2 separate regions of the Homo sapiens genome follow, and region 2 is linked to region 1. The links are chromatin loops, found by intact Hi-C in ENCODE. Cell type or tissue: heart right ventricle. All regions are shown on one strand.

The links. Peaks named below come from ENCODE experiments on the same cell type or tissue, not always from the same donor. Only the 100,000 strongest peaks of a DNase experiment are listed, where the experiment ranks them.
Region 2: it touches region 1 in a loop (4-fold over the local background); 11 of 110 quality-filtered maps call a loop at or near these places.

What each region holds. Positions count from the first base shown.
Region 1 is chr7:92,777,654-92,785,653 of GRCh38, reverse strand. All of the region lies in intron 2 of CDK6 (cyclin dependent kinase 6), which reads left to right. Among named protein-coding and RNA genes, the nearest start is that of CDK6-AS1, 55 kb to the left of the region's middle. RefSeq lists a silencer at 2,693-2,893. In heart right ventricle, no CTCF peak of the experiment used is centred here; a DNase peak (open chromatin) is centred at 4,373; H3K27ac peaks cover 2,694 bases.
Region 2 is chr7:92,723,346-92,731,345 of GRCh38, reverse strand. It overlaps CDK6 (cyclin dependent kinase 6), which reads left to right. Exons shown (of 8, transcript NM_001145306.2): 4 at 5,553-5,720. Among named protein-coding and RNA genes, the nearest start is that of CDK6-AS1, 110 kb to the left of the region's middle. RefSeq lists an enhancer at 6,911-7,467. In heart right ventricle, no CTCF peak of the experiment used is centred here; a DNase peak (open chromatin) is centred at 7,186; H3K27ac peaks cover 3,527 bases.

The DNA.
Region 1 (8,000 bases):
ATTTCAAAGCCCATCTCCACTACTTACTGTCTTTGTACTTTAGGCAAAGTATTAAACCTCTCTACCACTGTTGCTGTCCATTTTTTGTTTTTAAACAGCTTTATTGAGATGTAATTTACATACCATAAAATGCACCTGTGTAAGACTTCAGGTCAGTATACTTACTGAGTTGCACAGCTATCACCATGATCTAAATTTAGGAAATTTTCATCACTCCAAGAAGAAACCCAGTACACATTATCAGTCCCCATTCCTCCACACTCTCCCACTGCTCATTGTCCCAGGCAACCACAAATCCACTTTCGATTTCTATAGATCTACCTGCTCTGAATATTTCATATAAATGAAATAATGGAATACATAGTCTTTTGTGACTGGCTTCTTTCTCTTAGCATAATCCCTTTAAGGTTTATCCATGTCATAGCATGTATTTGTTCTTCATTTCTTTCTATTACTAAATAGTATTCCATTGTATGGATATACCACACCTTGTTTATGCATTCATCAGTTGATGGACATTTGGGTTATTTACAGTTTTGGGCTATCACGAATGATGCCGCAGTGAATATTTGTTTACCTTCACTGCGTCATCATTCAGTGAACATTTGTGTCTATTTCTTCGTCTCTAAAATGAGTACCATCTCATACAGTTGTTAAGATTTTTTAATTAACTAGTAAATGCAATATTTTAGTGTTTGAGTCTTCGTTTAACAGCAGTTACAAAATCTGGCTTACTCAGAATGCCACGCTTTCCTAATGACATCTTGAAGTATCCTCACTTTTACTTTATTTTACTTTGACTTTTCCCTAAGTTATAATTTAGAAAAATTTCATTTATTCAATAAATATTTATTGAACACCTATGTATCAGACATGGCTGTGGGTGCCACTGAGAATTGAAAGAAAAGAATAAGCAAAACGCAAAGAGGCACCACTAGTTTAAGGCTATCTTTAGTTTGCTACTCTGTCATCTCTGACCTGCCAGTAGGGCTTGCGACTTGAGTTCCCCTCACCCCATCCTCTCACCAAAAGCCACAGGTTTTGGGGTCTCTCAGTCCATTCACTCTTGTTAGGCCCTTATTTTGTCCATCATATTTATGTTTTTGGAGTGGCTGATTGAAGGTAACTGTTAAGGAAAGACTAAAAGTTCATCATGTCTAGGTGGAGACCTCAAGAGGTAAACAGTGCCCTGTTCCTGATCTATAGCTGAGGTTGGTGAATTGTTCTTTATACTAATCTAGACCTAATAGTTCCTAATTTTCTCCATTGGCAGGTCGCTTCTTTTTGTAGAGTTGGCTGTGTTCTCTTTGAACTTCCAAATCTATTTTGTATTGGAACTGGACTCACCAAAATTATCAACTGATTATTGTTTAGCTGCCTACAGAAAACAGCTATTGTTTAGCTGTTATCTTTCTCTTGTCTTTGGGGAGATAATGATCCACATGGTTAGTGACTTGGAGTTCACTTAATTCCAAGTAGGATTTTGCCCCTGCTACCATTCTCTTCCCTGCAAGACAACAAATCGCATTTTATGATATGCCTTCTTTGTGGCAGCTCTAAAGCTTTTTTTTTTCCCATAATAGCATGTAGTTAGCATAACAGAGTGATGCTACAGCCTTACTCTTTTCTCTGCCTTTCATTCAGATAAAATGCATTAGCAGTTTGAATAATTGTGTTTGATGACGTAGAAGTGCCTGTAGTGCTTGCTGTATGTAGGACTATGGAAGAAGCTGAATTCTATTATTTAATGTCCAGTTCAGGAATTGATCTGGAATGAGGAGAGGGGTACATAGGCATCCCATATACCCATTAAGCCATCCTAAATAGCTTGTTTCAGGCCCAGCTAGTAGTACATCAGTTCTGTTGCTGATCGTGTGGTAGGAATGTGTTTCCATATACATAGTTTTACTGTTTGCTCTATTTTCAAAATTTACTATAGTGCAAGAGTCACATCTTGTAAACTTGCCCAGTTTAGGGGATTCCCATTCCACATGTAAAACATTTTTTGGTTAACAGATTCAGAAGATATTAACTCCTAGAGCCACAGTGCCAGGTCTATATAGATAGAAGCTGAAACTAGATTAATAGCAACTCTAAAGTTGGAAAGAAGATAAACAATGAAACTTTCTTATGAATACTCTCTTAAAGGCTGTAGGAATAAAATGATTTAGTAAATAAGCAATGTTGATTTTGCCTTCCCTTGTCAGATAATAGCAGCCATAAACTTAACAGTTTAAATACAAAGGATTTCTGTGCTTTAGAGTTGGTTTGACATCCCTGTCCTTTTCCACTTTTCAGCAACAGCTAGTGGGAAAGGGGTTGTTTAATTGAAGGCTTCAGGAGAACACACCTTGCACACTGGATTCAACCTTTAAATTAATTGAACCCTGTATCTTTGTATTATTTTTAAGTTCTTTTTTCTCCTTGCTTCCTCTTACCATTGAGTTCTTTTCTACTCTATGTTTTACATTCCTGTTTGTGATAAACTTGTCCATCTGTCTTCTTCCTTCTGTGCTTTCCTCCATCCAGTGTCTCTATGGTCAGATCAGGAACCTCAAGTAGGGTCTGAGAGGAAGCTGCCTGGCTCCTTGGGAAGGATGGATTGATCTGGTTCTCTGCTGTCGGCTACTTTTGCCCAGTGGACATGCGAATGGAGGAGCCATTTAAGGTGAATAGATTCCCAGCCAAGTCAGAGAACTGGGACAGTCACTTTGAGGACACTGCTACTTCTTTTGTGCTTGAGCTTCACTCATTGTGTCTACTCTGTAAGACGTATTTGAGGCCAGATATTGACATTTTTAAGTCATTTAATCATTTCAAAATATTTATAGATGTCTTAGGACAATTTTTTGTTGCAAGTAATAAAAACCCAACTCAAGCTGGATAAGCAAAACACTGACTTTAGTGACTCACATAATTAATAAATCCAGGGGTAGATCAAACACACTGGGCCCAGGTGTGGAAATAATGTCTTCCGGAATCTCTTGCCCACTGTCCCTTGTTCTGGCCCTCTTCTGCATCCCATAGTAGGTTCACTAAAATGGTGGCAAAGACAGCCATCAGTAGCTGCAGGCTGAGACTTTGCCAGTTTCATAATCCCAGTGTAGAGTTTTACTCTCCCAGAAGTCCTAGCAAAATTTCTGAGACTGATTATTATGCTCCTGTCCACCTCTGAATCATTCATCATCACTCAATCCAGGGTTGTTCACATGCCATCCGTGGGCCCCTGCTGTTAAAACCAGATTGCCAGATTCTAGGACAGGAGTAGTTCCTCAACAGAAAATAAGGGTGTGGCTTCCAGGAGAGGTAAATGGATGGAAAGGCAGAGACCATCTGTGGTTTACTTAATAGGATGTAGAATAAATTTACTTGATGTGATATATAAAGTTGTACATAGTGTTTATAGAATTTATTTGGTACTAATACATAGCCATACATCATTACCTGCATTTTTACTTGTAAGTCTTCTTTCCCACAACTAGATAGTAAAGCTTTTAAAAACAATATCTGTCATATCTATTGGAAACTCTAAAACTGAGTATAGTGCCTGCACATGGTAGGTGCTGGTAAATGTTTATGGGTGCTGCTGAAATCGCAATTTGCTTCTAGCAGCATGCACATTATTGTTGGTGGCAAATACTCCTGGAGCTATACCATTTGGTGCTGGTTGAGAATAAGTGCACACAGAGTCCATATTTAATGAGCAAAAAAGAGAATACAGTGGCCCATATCCGTAGTGTAGGGCTAGTGAGATGTGTGAACATAAATTTGGTGCATACAAGACATAGTCACAGAATATGCTTCATGCACTTAAGAGGAGGAGATTAGATATTTTTAAAAATTCTTCTCGATTCCAAATACTGGCTCTAGTTCAAGCAGAATTTTGTTGTGGCCCTTAGGTAGCTGTGCCAGACATCTCTCAGCTCTTGAACTATTTGATGTCCAAACATTGAAGAGAATGGGGGAAAAAAAAGTGACCGGAAAAAAATCCTCATAGAACTTCCTGTGAATGGGTCAAAGTTTAATCACAGCAAATAAGACAGATTTCCCTTTTATTGTAACCACAATAGAAAGGCAGGGCTTGTGTTTACAAAGCATGTTGTTTGGGAGACCTTTGTAAATTGTAATCTTTGGAAATCCCAAACCTATTGGATGTAATCCCATCCATTAGATGAAGGCAACTTGCCTATGCAATAGTTCCAGAAGAGCAAGTTAAATTGAGAACATGAACAGGAAGTAGTCATTAAGAATTACAATGGGTAGGATGCAGAGTTAATTCAGAGAGATATTTTGTTATTAGATAATTACATCACTAGGACAGCTGGAAAACTGAGTGCTGTGCTGGACTGCAAGCCTTGTTCTCTGCCCTGCAGCTGGCGGGTCAGGACAATAGAGACAGCAAGAGAACTTACTTTGTGGGAGAGTTAGGGGCTTGGCCAACTTAATTGTGAAATGATAACGACCTATCTGCCTTTTTTGGATTGCATTTTGCACAGCTAAACTGAAGGCATAGCCTTAGTTAATGCCAATAACCAGTTTGCACTTTGACTTTTTGAACATTCACTTGGATCACATTATGCTAAGCTCTAATGGATAAATATTTAATGGTAATTTTCCTTTCCTTTAAAAGTCATCTGAGATATTTTGTTCATATTCAATACATTGTGATTACATTTTTCTTATGGAACTGCTGTCATGTAATTCTTGAAATGGTATTTTTGTCAGGTTACAGATTAGCAAAAATTTTTAAAAAAAGGTTTTAGAAAGTCTTAAAATATTGGTCAATATAAGGAATCATGCAGTTGTAGCTATTTTCCAGTTTTTTGGGGTTTTTTTGGTTTTTTTTGTTGTTGTTGTTGTTTTTTGTTTTTTTGTTTTTTTTTTTTTTTTGAGATGGAGTCTCGCTCATTGCCCAGGCTGGATGGAGTGCAGTGGCACGGTCTCGGCTCACTGCAAGCTCTGCCTCTCAGGTTCACGCCATTCTCCTGCCTCAGCCTCCCAAGTAGCTGGGACTACAGGCGCCTGCCACCACGCCCGGCTAATTTTTTTGTATTTTTAATAGAGATGGGGTTTCACCGTGTTAGCCAGGTTGGTCTCGATCTCCTGACCTCGTGAGCCGCCCTCCTCGGGCTCCCAAAGTGCTAGGATTACAGGTGTGAGCCACCGCGCCCAGCCTATTTTCCAGTTTTTACATTCAAGTGTTCAGACCTGTCTGGCTCTTTTGTTTTGCAAGTGTAAGGGTTCTAGGTAGCCTAGCCCCATTCCTTATTGATTTATATAAATACATTACAGATTGTTTACCTCTAGCCAAATACCAGGGATTTTAATTCATGCTTAGCTCAGTTGTTGTATATGAAACTCATTTGTTATATTAAAGTTTCTGGCCGGGCACAGTGGCTCACGCCTGTAATCCCAGCACTTTGGGAGGCCAAGGCAGGTGGATCACTTGAGGTCAGGAGTTCGAGGCCAGCCTGGCCAACATGGTGAAACCCATCCTTACTAAAAATACAAAAATTAGCCAGGCATGATGGTGCATGCCTGTAGTCCCAGCTACTCGGGAGGCTGAGGCAGGAGAATCACTTGAACCCAGGAGGTTGCAGTGAGCCAAGATTGCACCACTGCACTCCAGCCTGGACAACAGAGTGAGACTCCATCTTAAAAGAAAAATAAGAATAAAAATAAAGTTTCTGTTTTCTCTTTATTGCCCACCAAAGTGACTATTATTTGATTTGGGGCAATTCCAGAGGGAGTCATTGTAGACAAAAAAAAGCATCATAAATATTATAGTCTAGCATTTCTAAGATTAATGTTTACAACCATTGATTCAAAATGCATTTCCTACCCATTGTGACTAATATAACTGTTAATTTTTAGTACAATGTTTACTAACCATTAATCAGACATAATTTAAGTCAGACAAAATTTCATAGTTTTGGGAAGAGCAATATTTCCCCAGATGTCTTCCATGGAGTACTAGGTCTGTAGGATGTGGATGGCTAGCCAGCACTGGAGCCAAAAAAGAGAGTATCCTACAGGCACCCTTAGGACTCTGATGTCCCTTGATGCCCTTTGTGAATGTCTGAGAAGTCTCTAATATGCTCCATTTCCTGAATGAAGTTAATAATAATGGCACCTTAAAAATTAAAAAGGATTATTTCCTTGAACCTGGAGGAGTCACTTCTACCTAATACCATTTTTTAAGAATATGCAAGTATATACATTAAAATTTATGTGAAAATGTTCTGCTCTATGGACTATTACACATCTCTTTAAAATTCCATGTTTTAAAAACTACCGATTGAAATGAGTCCTTTTTTCTCCAAGGTTTATCATTTAGGACAATTAGTAGTGGCTTCAGTGAGCTCACCTTTCGTATCTTGAGCATCCATTGAAACTGAGGCCTGGAGTCCAGTTGCTGCAGGTGGCATCAGTGAGTCTTAATATTTTGAAGAGAGCAGTATAACTCTGAGGAAAGCAACTTGGGTGGGTTAGATGTTATTTTTAAATTGTGTCATGCAAAGAGTGCTTGAAAACGGTTTCAGTGAGATGAAGCAACAGGGCATACTGCCAGGGTTGTTAGGTAACTTCTAAGACAACGGTCCAGGGGGCAGATGACTTTTTGTTTCAGCAGTATTTTAGGATCACTTTATTCTCCAGTTATGCCCCCGTCAGAATTTTTTCTCTTTTGGAAATTACTATAATATCTTATATATATATATATATATATATGATAAACTATAAATGCAGTAAGAACTGGAGTTACTAAAATTACTATTGATTCCAGGTAGTGGTAAGCAATGTAATTTTTTCACTAAATATATTAATTATAATGGGAAATATTTTTAAAGTAATGTTTCAGAAACACAACTGAAATGGTCATAGTATGAAACAGCTCTGTGTTTGTATTTGACTTTAGGGACATGCCATTTTTGGTTCACTGCTCTTTTATTTTATTACAAAAATACAAGCAACAGATATAAAGAAAGTTGGGGATTGTGGAACTCCATTTTCTTTTTCAATAGGAAGAAAAGAGTGAAGTTGTCCAAGTATGTGGATTTAATAGCAATAAGCTGGCTTAAAAAAGCCTGTGAATAGTTGTAGTTATCTTGAATTATCAAGGCAAAAGAACTGTTTTGATAAATTTTCCACATATTAAATCCATGCATGATAGCAATCATATTTTTAGAGTGTGAGACTTAATATGATTTATGGTACTATCTTTAATAAATCTGTTAAGAGTTTTTACTTTATTGGAATAATTTTCCAGAATAAGTAACATTAGGGGAAAATATTAAGTTTAGGAATGGATATTAAAACTTAAAAACCAGAATGTTTAGAAGTAGATAAATGTGAGGAAAAAATTTTCAATGGATTCTGGTTAATTTTAATGGAGTTGTATAATTCACCCCAAACTGCCCATAATTAAAAAGAAGCTTGGATCTGGCTATGAAGCATGTGTAGTTGTTGGTGTTCTGTTTTTTGACCTGCCAGATTTAACCTAATTACAGTGGTGGGGTTTTTTTGTTAAGTGTTTTTTGTTTTTGGTTTTGGTTTTTTTTTTTCGTTTCCTTTAAAATTTAGTATAGATTCACAGAGAAGTCCAAATGTGGGGTCCATAAAGCCCAGAAATGCAGAAGGATGACATGGTGAACCAGCAAGGCATTAAAAGTTTAACAGAGGTCCTAGGAATACAACCCAAAAGGGATGTGAAGGACCTCTTTAAGGAGAACCACAAACCAGTGCTCAAGGAAATAAGAGAGGACATAAACAAATGGAAAAACATTCCATGCTCATGGACACAAAGAATCAATATTGTGAAAATCGCCATACTGCCTAAAGTAATTTATATATTCAATGCTATCCCCATCCAGCTACCATTGACTTTCTTCACAGAATTAGAAAAAACTACTTTAAATTTCATATGGAACCAAAAAAGAGTCTGTATAGCCAAGACAATCCTAAGCAAAAAGAACAAAGCTGGAGGCATCATGCTACCTGAC
Region 2 (8,000 bases), 54 kb after region 1:
TCTTGAACCCTCCTCTTGGTTTCTCAGAATTTGTTTGTCTTGTTCTTTGTGATTTTGGATGAAGCATTCTTTGGGTCCTCCTGAGGACCACAGTGAGAAGTAGGGGAGACCTGTTTATAAACAGCCTTTGAAGCTCATTGTTCATTGCTCATTGCAAATTGATCAATGAAAGCACACGGGAACCCTGTCAGGTTTTGAAATAGAGTAGAAGCTGTATACATACAGCAAGCTTGATGTGGGGACCTGCAGTGTAGATTCTCCCAGAATGCAGACAAAAGTGGGTGGAATCTCCAAGGAGTGAATCAAGCCACTTGGCTAACGCTTTAGGACCTTAACACGATGCTGTTAGTCACTATTTCATTGCTTAGGTAGCAACAATATACCACATTTTATGGGAGAACCATGGTTTTAAAACATTCTGGGAATAGATCCAGCAATTCCACTTCTGAGTATATATCCAAAAAAATTGAAAGCAGAGTCACAAAGAGATCATTCTACACCTGTGTTCATAGCAGCAATATTCACAGCAGCCAAAAAGTGGAAACTACTGAGGTGCCCATCTATGGATCACCAGATAAACAAAATGTCATATATACATACAATGGAATATTATTTAACCTTAAAGAGGAAGGAAATTATGATACACACCACAACATGAATGAACCTTAAAGGAACTATGTTAACTGAGGCGAGCCACTCACAAAAAGACAAATCCAGTGTGATTCCACATGTATGAGGTATGTAGAGTTGTCAGATTCATAGAAACAGAAAATAGAATGGTGGCTGTCAAGGACTGAGGGGAGGGGTACATGGGGAGACATGCGAGAGAAGTTATATGCAGGCTCAGGTGACCTTTCCCTCTGTTGCTATAATCGTAACCCTCACCTTAATTCAACATGTTCTTATTGGTTTAGTGTTAAAAAACCTTTGTTATATGTGATACATTTTAGTCTGTGGCCTCCTCTAACACACTTCATAGGAAACAGACAAACCACTATGGAGAGAGTTCTGTGAAAACTTGAATAACAAATTTGAAAAGACTGAGGTTTACAGAGTATAAGGAGAAAAATAGATTATCTTTGCCTACAAGTTGGATATGTCCTGTTTTTAATTTTTAAATAAACTGAGGATTATACATTTTTGGTGCTAAAACTTTGAGGATGTGAATATATCACAAGATATATCCCTATATCCAGAATTGTCTATTTAAAGTTGTCATTCTGTGACTTATGATATGACTTGGGTGTTTTTAGTGTCTTTTGGAAATAATCATACTTTCTTGTAATGAGAAAATAAGGCCCAGGCCAGGTGCAGTGGCTCACACCTGTAATTGCAGCACTTTGGGAGGCCAAGGCGGAAGGATTCATGGCTCGAGGCCAGGAATTCAAGACCAGCCTGGGCAACATAGCAAGACCCTGTCTCTACAAAAAGTTTAAAAAGTAGCCAGGCATGGTAACACACACCTGTAGTCCCAGCTACTCAGGAGTATTGTTTGAACCTAGGAATTAGAGGTTGCAGTGAGCTATGATATGATGGCACCACTGCACTCCAGCCTGGGTGGCAGAGCAAGACCCTGCCTCTAAAAAGAAAAGAAAAAGAAAAGAAGGCCCCATGATCAACCTTTTCCCATTAGAAAAGCCTGAAGTCGTTTTTTAGTTTGCTTGTTTGTCTTGATTTTAAATAAGAGGATTAGAGCTCTGGAACACCTAAGAGAAACAATTACAAGACTTCAAGGATTTCTTGTATTCAGAAAGGTCCAGAGTCTTTTTAGGGGCATTGCCAAGATAAAGCCCCACCTAAGATCTCTCGGAGCCAGACTTCATTCCACAATGGTGTCCTGTTGAAACATGCTTGCGAGTCGCATGTTTTAAAAAGATAGAGTGAGGGTCCCAAGTGACTGTTTATCATAAGTATGACTAAATGTTCAAACTTTTTATACCAGACTGTGCCGTATAACATAAAAAGGGAAACTTTTAAACCTGCGTTTAACTGAAAGAGCCTTAATTGGTGGTATCTGTAGTTTCATTGCATTGCATCACTAGGGTTACTGTGAAATATTTGAGTCATATATGGTACAGAATAATTTAGATTAAAATCTTGAGCTAATTTAAGAGTATGCCTCACGATACTATAAACTGAGATAGAACAGATCATAAGCTTACGTAGAGAGTCCTTTGAAATGTCTTTGATGAAAACACTTCTTGTGATTCTGTAGGAAAGGTGTTTTTTTCTTACCTCATTTAATGTTGTAATTTATTTATTTATATAATCCTCTGGAATTGGGACTATATCTTATGATTATTTGGGACCAGAGTTCCTGACGTAGCTGAATGTACTTCACCTTTGAAATTAGGTATTGCAATAAAGGTTGGCTAAAGACTGAGAGGGGTTCCCCAGTCATGCTTATTACAGGTTCACAATGCCCAACAACCTAACTCGTGGTTGAATTACTGAAGGTCATGAGATGTTGGGCAAGATTTTGTTTTTTAAGTCGTTAACTCAGTGTTCATTGGTTCAGAATTCCAATTGTGTCTAGATATTGGAGATTTAAAAGAAAAGCCATTTGCTAAACAAAAAAAAAATTTAAGTAGCCTAATAAAATCTAAAGAATGGTCATTCTTATGTAGAACCAACTTACATCTATAGGCATCATACACATGGAATCAACGTTAGTGCAGTCATGTGGATTCATACTGCCTAACCCATGCTTTGGTATGATATTAACAAGCCCTTTTAATCTACTCTACCTTTAAACAAACAAGAACTAGACCTGTAGTATAAGTGCCAAAGTAACACAACTAAAACTGAATAATAATAATTATGGCATGTCCCAGGGTGAAAAACCATGCAGCCATTAAAAATCTCATTGTATAAAAAAAGTCATATTGCAGAATTTTATTAGTGGCAAAATGTTGATAATGAATTGTTACATGTTTTTAAAAGAGCTACAAAATAATGTGTACAGAATAATAACCACTTTTACTTAAATATACTTATACATCCAAATATAATAAAATACGTAATTTTTAAAAGACAGACTAAAAAGACACAAAAAAAGTTATATTAACAGTGAAGTTTTCTCTGTTCTCCAAGTAGTGGAATTTTTTAGTGATTTTTCTTCTTCTCTGGATTCTTAAAACATTTTATTAGTTTCTGCATTAAGCATGCATCTATACATCTTAGCAATTTTATAATTAAGAAAAACATAGTGTGTGTTATAACACAAATAAAAACGATGTGCATGTTTTTAAATTTGTATACTGCTAATTGGCTGCTAAAGTTGTTTGAACACTGCAGCATGAACCAAACAGATTTATTCTTTATACTGTTTTAAATGAGTGACACTTAACTGTATAGAGGCTAAAGATGATGAGCCAACAGGACATTACTTTAGGTTAGTCATGCTTTTTAAAATTCAGTGCTTACAAGTTGTGTGCATGTGTTTCCAATAAAGACTTATTTGCCAAAATGTTCCTTGAACATTTTGTGCTACATTTTCACACTCCTGTTTATTCATTACAACTTATTGGACCTGCAGTGCTTCTCAAGTCTTGAAGGGCTTTTCCTCCCCAATGCAGTCTTCTCCAGGGTTTTGGGAAGCTTAGAAGGTCACCCCTGCCAGTTCAGAATATTCACTCAGGGGGATCTCAGAAATGATTCTAGATCACTGCATACCCCCTCTAAGTGCTTTGTTCACACCGACCTTGTAGCAGTGGTCATGTTTTCTTTTAGTTGTTTGTGAATCAGTCTCCCCCAGAAATCAGGACACTTATCTTGGCAATAATCATCCTAATAATTACTGTTTGTCAAGTGCTTACCATATGCCAGAAACTGTACAAGCACTTGGCATACATTACTTCATTTAGCCCCCTTAATAGTAGGAAAAGTAATCGCTACTTTCTCCACTTTATAAAAGGAAAAACTAAGGCTTTGGTTTTGAACAAGCTAAAATATAAAGACAGAACTCCGAACTCTAAAGGAAGAACCAAAACCATAAACCAGTAACCAAATATACTGTTCTCGATGAGAGGATTCAGTGGTCCGGCCAATGATAAGTGTATCCTCACAGCCCCTTCCAGCTCTGAAATCCATGGTGGTACCCAGTCATTTTTCTAACCCTTGTATTAACAAAACAGCTCCATCCTCCCTTGTATACACCATTCTTATAATATTTGGGTCAGGGGAGTAGGTCACTCTTAATTTCCACACATTTCAGAGGATTATGACATCATGGCCAATGTCTTAGTTCCTACCTTCAGACACTGTCCCTGAGTATTAAATCTTGTGTATATTTGTATTGGTCCTAAAATTAGAAAAAGATCTGATATTGGTTTATATCCTGAATGATCCGCTCCTCCATACTGGTTAATAATAACAGTAATAAGCGCTGCCATTTACTGAATATTAACTATGGTGCTAAGTGCTTTACAATGATCCTATGATAAAGTGGGCTTTGTTACTGTCCCATTTTACAGACAGGGAAACTAAGCCTTAGAGAGGTTAAATGGCTTGCCTTATTTTACGTATTCATTTGTTCATTGATTTGATAAAGGAATACATTGGAGATTTGAATCGAGGTTTTCCAGACCCTAGTTTAAATCAAGACTCTGTTAATATTCTAAAACAGTTGATTAAGACTGGGCATGGTGGCTCACACCTGTAATCCCAGCACTTTGGGAGGCTGAGGCAGGAGAATAGCTTGAGCCCAAGAGTTTGAGACCAGCCTGGGCAACATAGTGAGATCGCATCTCTGCAAAAACTAAAAACATTAGCCTAGCATGGTGGCATGCACCTGTGGTCCCAGCTACTTGGGAGGCTGAGGCAGGAGGATCTCTTGAGCCAAGGAAGTCAAGTCTGCAGGGAGCCGTGATCACAGCACTGCACTCCAGCCTGGGCAACAGAGCAAGATCCTGTTTAAAAAAAAACAAACAGTTAATCAGCACTCTCTTGCTAGTATGACTTTGGGCTAATTAGTAGCCTACATCTGTGTATCAGTTTCTTGACCTGTAAAATGGTGTAATGATATTATTTACCTAAATGTTGTGGTGTGGATTAAATTATTTACTAAGTGGACAATGCTTAGAATAGTGCTTGATATATAGTGAGTGTTTAGTACTAGGTGCTATAAAATAATAATCACCATTAATAACAATATTATTATTCACTGGATTTTAATTGTTGAAATGGCACATTAAACAATAGAGAAGCAAAAAGTGTCCCCTCACGACCTCCTCCTTCCTCTCCCCAGCATGAGCCACTGAAACCAGTTTGGCAGATATCCTTCCAGAATGTTTCCTATTCCATCAAAAACTATTTTAAAATTGTCCTTTCATTAATAAAATACAGGTTGAGAGTGAAATTTTTTGCAGTGTTCTTGAAAGTGTGGGAGTGGAAAGGCAGGAAGGGAGACAATTCACTCATTCAGCCAATACCTGTCAAATGCCTGCCGCATGCCAAGCAGCCACAAAATGCTAAGGATTCGGCGTCCAGCATAGCAAATGCTCAACTTCCGTTTTGAGTGTTTACTGATTTTCTTTTTTTAATTTTATTAGGATATGATGTTTCAGCTTCTCCGAGGTCTGGACTTTCTTCATTCACACCGAGTAGTGCATCGCGATCTAAAACCACAGAACATTCTGGTGACCAGCAGCGGACAAATAAAACTCGCTGACTTCGGCCTTGCCCGCATCTATAGTTTCCAGATGGCTCTAACCTCAGTGGTGAGTGAGAGAGTGCTGTCCTTTTATTAAACTTATTTTTCCTATTTTGAATGACAGTCTGTCCCTCTTCCATGTCTCTAATGTTAGTACTGCCCATGACTAGTTGGTGGATAGAATGTCTTTGCCCATTTTTATATGGCAGTGGGTAGGCAGAAAGCATTCTGCTTACAGCTACAGTCACATCCAGCCTGGGCTTGTTGTGGACAGGATCCATTGCAGAAATAGCCTGTTGCATCTTAGCCACTGGACAGGAATCAGTTACAAGTTTCCAAATGCTTTCTGCCATAACCACTGTTTTCAGAGCTGTATGTACAATGCCTAGGGAACACACAGCTCAAGGTCAGGGAAGAAAGAGCACGAGCAACGTTGACCTGTCTGCAGCATCATGGTTTTGAGAAACAGAGTGCCTACACAGGTTTGTTAATGCACTCATCTGAAGCTATGGTGCCAGCTGTAAAGAAGAAATCAAATTCACAGTGAACTTGGATGATGCATGAACGTAGAGCACCGCCATGCCAGGTGAAGGCTCATATAACCCTGAATAGAAAGAGCGAACCCAACGGCCCTGTTTTGGCAAAAAATAACAGTTATGATACCCTGTTTCTTTTTGCCATTCAGCTGCAAAACCATAATAGCTATTGACATTGGTTAGCTTCTATTTCTCCATATAGTTCATTATTTCTCAGATGGATTTTTGTGAAATTCTGCACCCCAAATACAAAAAGAGCAGCCTGGAAATAGGTATTAATACCCTTCTCTTTGAAAGACCTGTTTTGCATACAGTAAATTCATGCCTTACGTACAGTAAATTAAATAAATAATATATAGCAAATTAAGTCTTAAGAAAAAGAATTTTAAAAAAGAAAATATCTTTGTATATTCAAAGAAATAAAAAAAAATAATCCGTATTGTCCATCTTTAGCCTCAAAGTGGTTCTCACATCAGGGACAGCATGGCCCTGTTGTTAAGTAATGATTGGCAACATCTTTGGTCATTCTGCACAGCAAAAAATTGTTTCCCTAAATTTCAGTAATACTACAGCTGATAAGTAGAAATTCAAGAGAGGAGTTAGAAATTCTCTGAGACAGATAACTTGCCTTAGGAAAAAATCCAATTTATAAAAGTGTTCCCCACCCCCTGCCCCCAGTCAAAATAGGGGTGCTACCACCTAGACACGTAAGACCAGTTACTTTCCAAACATTATAGACTTTTCCTAGGGCATCAGAACTTTTGATGCAGAGGATTCCTTGGAAAATGTTGCCATTGTTAGAAGATAAATCCTACTCATTTCCTCTTTGCCCAGCATACACCATTGCTTTAGAGGAGAAATGGCACGAGTTGATGTTTAAAAGATAGGCCTCAGCTTTGAGCACGGTCAAGCAAGCCCTTGTATTCTTATGTAATCACACCAGAAAGGGCTGAGTCTGTGTATTTCCCCAGTGGGAAGGGTGAGGTAGGCTTTGAGTTTCCCTAGGAAGTTGTTGCGCATGTTGTTTTGGGGCCCTGGGGAGAAGCTTGAATAGGCTTTGTGATCCAGAGAGTCATCAGGGGAGTAGATGGAAGGAACTTGTCTCCTTGGGTACGTTAATTGAAGGAAGGATAAGCTGTAACTGAGATGGACGCTTTTATTTTAATCCCCCCAAATGGGCACTAATAACCATAAATAAAAACAGGAAACCCAGTTGGTTTGTGTTTGATTTTTTTTTTTTTTTTTTGCTTATTAAATTTGAGCTTGTGCGTAACATCAATTAACATTCCATTCTTGCTGAAAGTTGATATGTTCAAACAGGAAAATGTAGACAAATTATTTCATAGAGGAAAAGGAGAAAGGCAGTCATAAATACACAATTTTTCAGTATCTAGTTTATACTGCATGCTTTATATTTCCTATAGTGACATAAGTAAAACATGTTAGCAGCTGAGAAGGATTCTAAAACAAAAATCAGACTTTATTGGAAAGAGTGACGGTTGGAATTTAATGGTAATAATAAAGGGTATGTTCCTACAGGGTACTGCATTTTAAAATTTCCCCACTCTTTTGTATTTTTCTATTTAAAGGAAATACCCATTTAATATAGTAATGCGTCGATTTATATACACATGGTGACATAAAAACTTGGAATCATAGTTTTTTAGACTGAACTGGTATGTATTTTTAGTGTCTCTTGAAGAGAAAAAGACTACACTCCTCTTCCTGGAAATACACATTTTTTAGTGGGTTATGTCATACAGGAACTGAGAATCAACTTAATTTGTGGAATGTTAAAGGAATTACAAGTT